Regions from separate parts of the Mus musculus genome. Here region 2 is linked to region 1. The links are chromatin loops, found by intact Hi-C in ENCODE. Cell type or tissue: heart. All regions are shown on one strand. Links, peaks and the distances in the headings refer to the core of each region. The heading gives the core; the rest is flanking DNA. Region 1 has its middle 57 kb from the start of Gm35280. Region 2 overlaps Cntnap2 (contactin associated protein-like 2).

Region 1 (2,922 bases), core at 149-2,648:
GCTGTTCATCACCAAAGGAAGTCAGGACTGGAACTCAAGCAGGTCAGGAAGCAGGAGCTGTTGCAGAGGCCATGGAGGGATGTTCTTTACTGGCTTGCCTCCCCTGGCTTTCTCAGCCTGCTCTCTTATAGAACCCAAGACTACCAGCCCAGAGATGGCCCCACCCACAAGGGGCCTTTCCCCCTTGATCACTAATTGAGAAAATGCCTTACAGCTGGATCTCATGGAGGTATTTCCTCAACTGAAGCTCCTTTCTCTGTGATAACTCCAGCTGTGTCAAGTTGACACAAAACTAGCCAATACAGGGGCCATTTTTAAAATGCAAAGAAGTGTAATCATGAGGTATTTGCTTTGTTGTGTTTTTATGATGCTCTTAACTATGGGTTAACAGTCAAAAAAAAACTTTGTTTTTTTTTTCTTAAGTTGGAAGCATAAAAATTACTCCCCCTCCCCCTTTCATGGGGAAATACAGATAATTTAGTTTCAATGTTGAAATATTTGACATCATTAAATATCACTGAAAGTAGAAAGACAAAAAGTCAAGAACTGTCACTTACATGGGTTTACATACATACAGGCAGGCAGGACATACATACATGTACAGGCAGGAGAGAAAATATATTTAATATACTCATGCGAATGAAGGAAAATGATGTGACTATACACAAACAACCGAGGAGCAGAAGACAGGAACAAAACCAGGAAGGCAGATAATGAAGCAGGAATGCAAATCTCTCGGATTCCGATCTGAGAACCGAGGATGCCACTTTTACAACGTGAGAGTTTCAGGGCCTGGAGAGATGTGTTAATGCTTAAGAGCGTGTGTTCTCACAGAAGATCTAGGATCGGTTCCTAGCGGAGGCTCACAACCATTCATAACTCCAGTTCTAGGGAGTTAACACCCTCTTCTGGCCTCTCAGGCACTGCACACAAGTAGTGCACAGACATACATACAAGAAAATAAAGCTCATACATGCGAAGTGAAGTGAATCAGGTCCAAAAGAGTGACAGCTGACACAAGTGTGTGGCAAAATGGTGAGAGCCCACTTTCCTACCTTATCTACATGATCTAAGGCACTTAAAATTGAGGGTATATAATGAGCCTGTCCGTGGTTGGAAGTACTAGACACTAGCTGTTTTGCCACTCCGTTTAGTCTTACAGTTATTTAAATGCTCTAACTGAAACTTGGACAGTCACATCATTAGAGGCAAATGACATCTAGAAATTTGTTTTTATACTGTTGTAAATTCTCCAACAACCTATGTCTGAGGGCAGATAGGAGTCCTGTTCAAGGCTTCAATTTTAATAGAGAAGATTTCCTTTATTTTTGCCATGCTGATAAATTTCAGATTTTAAACAAACAAAAAATCCATGTGAAATTCTCTTCCAACATAGAATAGGAAGGACAAAACAATTTCAGTATTGAGCCACTAGATGGCAGATTCCTACAGTCTGAGGAACGAATAGGGATCCAAAAAAACAAAAACCCAAGAACGTATTTTTTAAATGTGTTCAAAATCAAATACTTGCTCCGTATGTAATTTAGAAAGTGTCTGTGACTTAAGTCCAAAGAGGAAATGTGATAAGATTAAAAACAAACAAACAAACAAAAACCCTTTTATTTCATCTACATCTGCTAGAGTTTAATAAAAAGTGGGACCCATAGGGATTCATAGAAAAAAAGAAACAAATGTTCTCTCCATGGTTTTCGCTGAGTCTCTCCCCGGAGGAAATGTGCTTTTATAACATCTCCAGCTTGTATTGACTCTTATGCTCTAGCCACCCCAGAGTTTATCCTTGACTCAAACCTTTGCCACTCGATGGCTGCTAGTCAGCCTGGATCAGCTACAGATCAGTGCCTGCATGGAAACCTGAGTCGGGATCCTGCCTCTGCCTTTGGCCAGCTGTGTACACCTCTAACCTGTCTAAGGCCTGAGGTCTGCAAGCCTTGGTACTGGTGTGTGCGCCTATATCTGTGTCCGTGTCCGTGTCCGTGTCCGTGTCCGTGTCCGTGTCCGTGTCTGTGTCAGCAGATGCATGCCTAACAGCCTGTGTTCCAGCTGGGAAATAAAGGATAACTTACCTGCCCACAGTTCCTCACAAGCTCTTCAAGCTCCCAGCTTCCCTCGGCCCTCTTCCTCTCCCATCATGGAAGCTTGGACCTCACAGCTTGGACAAGCATCTCTCTGTAATCTGAATTTACATTTAGCATCATATCTGACTTTGATTTAGTTTGTTTTGGTTTGACTTTGGTTTATAACCTTTATCAAAACAAAGGAATTTGCTCTGAAGCCAGGGGGGTTGAGTCTGACTTTTGTTTCTGTGTTTAATCATGGGTTACTGTGGAACATTTCCAAATCTTTGGAAATAACTAGCTGTTCACATGCAGTTGTGAGATTTAATAGACTCCATCTGCCCTTCACTGTACACACTCAGCATCATCTTTAGGCGCTATAGCACATATCACAACCAGGAAATTGGCATCCGAGTCATGCAGAGTTCACCAGTTTTCCTAGCACTCCTTTGCTTGTGTATATTTAATTTCTGCAACTTTATCACATGTGTAGATCTCTGGGACCACTGCCTCAACCAGGATACAGAACATTCCAATGAATCTTTTACAGCCACTGTGACCTTCCTCTTTGCCCTTGGCCTCTGGGAATCGTGAGGATCATTAGTGTCCAAACTGTAATTTTACCTTTTCAAGGTTTTATCAATGGAAGCAACCTGGGAGGTACCATCTGGGACTGGGTGGGTCTTATTCAGAATAATCCTTTTGAGATCCATCTGAATTGTATATATCACTAGATTACTCATTTTTATTGCTAAGTAGTATTCCACACAATGTATGCATCATAGTATGTTTAGCTATACATGCAATAAGAGATTTATGTGTTGTTTGCAGTTTGGGACAAGTACAG
Region 2 (2,922 bases), core at 154-2,653, 120 kb before region 1:
GGCCGACCTATTTCATCTCGTGGAGTCTCTCTGGCCTGGAGCTCCTGAAACGTCTCCATTCAGCTTGCTAGGTTCCCACTGTCAGGTCGCTATCATGCCAACCTCATGCTTCAAACCCCTCCACAGCCTTTGTGGTGCACATCTGGCAAACCCATGCTTTGCCGCTGTACCTCTCTCTCTTGAATCCAGCTGAGCCGCTGCCTAAAGGAAAACACAACACAAACTTAGCTCAGAAACTATGGTAACTCAATCTCTGGGTGCAACCACTAAAACCTAATCTTGTAAGCCTTATTAAAAACTGATTCTGCCATGACACAGGGAAACTCTAGCAGCTACATCTTACCCCTCCGCTGTCCGGTTCCAAAAGGGCCCTAACTCGCTCCTGCTTCCTCTCTGCCTCTCTCCAACCCAGAAGTCCCACCTACTCGCCCAGTGATTGGCTTTATTCGTTAGGTGATTGGCTCACAAGACCAGCAGCAGGCCCGTCCACACTAGGTCTCTTCCTGAACCTGGAGCTGCCTGGTTGACTAGACTGGCTGGTCAGAGACCTTCAGGGATCGGATCTTCCTATCTCTGTCACTGGTGCTAGGGTTACAGACAGGCATTAAACGCCTGGCTTTTACATGCCACTGAAAACCCTCATGCTTGTGTGGTAAATGTCTTATTGAACCATCTCCCCAGACCCTAAACACTAAAATTTGATATTTTTAAAGGCTGGACTTACTTGCTCTATAGAGCATGCATATAAACATTGGTATGTTGTGTTATATATCCAAAAACTGAATGATAATTATCCAGAAACTGACAAGTGATTCAATTATAAATTTATTATAGACAGAGAAAAAGTTTTACAATACACTGTGAAGTTAAAGGAAGGCAGGGCAGGACTGGAGAGATGGCTCAGTGACCAAGAGCACTGGCTGGTTTTTCAGAGGACCCAGGTTCAATTCCCAGGACCCACATGACAGCTCACAATCCTCTGACTTCATCCCTAGTGTATCTGATGCCCTCTTCCCACCTCTGTGGGCACTAAATGCACATGGCACACAGACATGCATGCAGGCAAAACACCCATACACATAAAATAAAATACTATTAGTTGGTTTCTACTCATTTCTGAATAAATGAAAAAATATAATTATCATTATCACCATATGCTATTTTTATAGAATGTTTACATTATTATTTTCCTGTGATGGATATGTATTGTTTTATCCATTTTTAAAGCATTAGAAAAATATGTTATAAGAAAAATTGAGTGAAATCCACTCTGTGTATATTAAATTAAGAGAATTTTTAATTTTTTTTTTAATCCTGGCTTTAAAAAAATGAAGCAGTTAATGGGTTTAACAAGGAAGTGTTGCAGTTACCCATGTATGCCATCAGAGGGCGCCAAAACTGCCCGCTGAAACTTAGCTGCAGAAATTAAGTAGCTCGATCCCAAGGCATTTCTAGCTTAAAACGGGCAAAAGTTTCTCTGAATAGAGTGTTTGTTAGTGATATATTTTAGTACACTTTTTCAATGTACAAAAAAAATTAACAGTGCCATTTCCCTAAAGGTCAGATTCTCAAAATTTCCGGAAATATGTAGACTCTTTAACACTTATCCCTGACTGTTCCATAATCTAAGTTACAGGGAAGGTTCCAGACAAACAGTAATAAGGAATGTCCGTGGTGCCCAATTGTGAATGGAGCGTACCAGTTTCCAGTGCAGTGCACTCTTCAGACAAGTCCGAGGTTCCCATGCGCTCGGGGAGGCTGAACCTGACATATGACCCCCCTGTCCCACGACCCTGAGCTGGAATGGAAGGTTCTTCCAAAAAAAGAGTGTGTCAGGCTCAGTATCCCTCATTACTAGGAGTCGTCTCTGGGGTCATACTTGGTAGATTCCAGGGAGTTTCTCTGCACTTATTTTACACATTCACACGCACGCACGCACGCACGCACGCACGCACACACAATTCCAGAATCTCTTTCCGTATTTTCTCTCCATCCCTCCTACTGGGTTGCCTGTCCAGCCTTGATAAGAGGGTTTGTGTCTAACCTTATCGTAACTTGTTGTGCCGTGTTCCATTGATATCTCTGAAAGGCCTGCTGTTTTCTGAAGGGAAGCAGGATGTAATGTATCAGAGAAGAGTTAGAGAGAGAGAGAGAGAGAGAGAGAGAGAGTCACAGAACCCTAGAAAGTTCTAAGAGCTTACAGCTGAGGAAGCACAAGGAGACCATAATTGTCTTTAAAAGATAGGACAGAAGAAGATGTCATGTGGGCACACAGGGATTCATCATGGTCTATGAAGCTGTGACACCACTGTTTGCACGTGTACCTGGGAAATGTGGCCAGAAACATGCATTGTTCCAAGTCACTTTTGAGGACTTTCCTCTCTTCCACTTGGGAAGAACAAATTCTGCCAGAGGACATGTGCCATTAACCACTGCGATCCCCACTCCGACTCTCAGCCTCTAGAGATGCTAATTATAGCAGAAAAATTCATTTCCTTGTGAAACGCAAGTCGGCCATATTGAGCTGCAGCATGCGGTGGGGGTGGAGAGCATCCGAGGGTCAGCATTCCTCTGTAAGCAGACAGCATCCGTTCAGTGAGAGAATCCCTTTAAAACCATAATTACATAGACAGCACTGTCTAGCTCAGAGGACAGCACTGGAGATCCAATCAGGCAGGTTTTACTCTATGGAAATGAGTGTGGACCCTAATCCAGCCAGCAAATCACTCAGCTCGGGAAGGGTCTGCACTCATCAAACTGTTTTCAAAGGCAGAGACGGCCTTCCTTTTCCTCAGGGTGGACTTTAAATCCTGTGCTGTTGATGTAGTTTCCAGAAACCAGGGTTCAAAGAGGGACCTCATCACTCCTGGGATGGTGACATGCTAATACTGTGTCTCGTGCTCTTCCTACAGCTCGACCATT

The links. A loop is a pair of places that touch in the nucleus more often than their neighbours do. Peaks named below come from ENCODE experiments on the same cell type or tissue, not always from the same donor. Only the 100,000 strongest peaks of a DNase experiment are listed, where the experiment ranks them.
Region 2: a loop joins it to region 1, with 2.8 times the contacts of the local background. A loop is called at or near these places in 5 of 42 quality-filtered maps.

Annotation. Positions count from the first base shown.
Region 1 is chr6:47,313,244-47,316,165 of GRCm38, forward strand. No RefSeq gene overlaps it. Among named protein-coding and RNA genes, the nearest start is that of Gm35280, 57 kb to the left of the region's middle. In heart, for the core only: a CTCF peak has its summit at 1,425 (motif pointing right); no DNase peak of the experiment used is centred there; H3K4me3 peaks cover 452 bases.
Region 2 is chr6:47,190,074-47,192,995 of GRCm38, forward strand. It overlaps Cntnap2 (contactin associated protein-like 2), which reads left to right. Exons shown (of 24, transcript NM_001004357.2): 21 at 2,913-2,922. Gm35280 (a long non-coding RNA gene) reads right to left here. Exons shown (of 8, transcript XR_001785456.2): 8 at 1,311-2,571. Among named protein-coding and RNA genes, the nearest start is that of Gm35565, 36 kb to the right of the region's middle. In heart, for the core only: a CTCF peak has its summit at 1,383 (motif pointing right); no DNase peak of the experiment used is centred there; H3K4me3 peaks cover 915 bases; H3K27ac peaks cover 494 bases.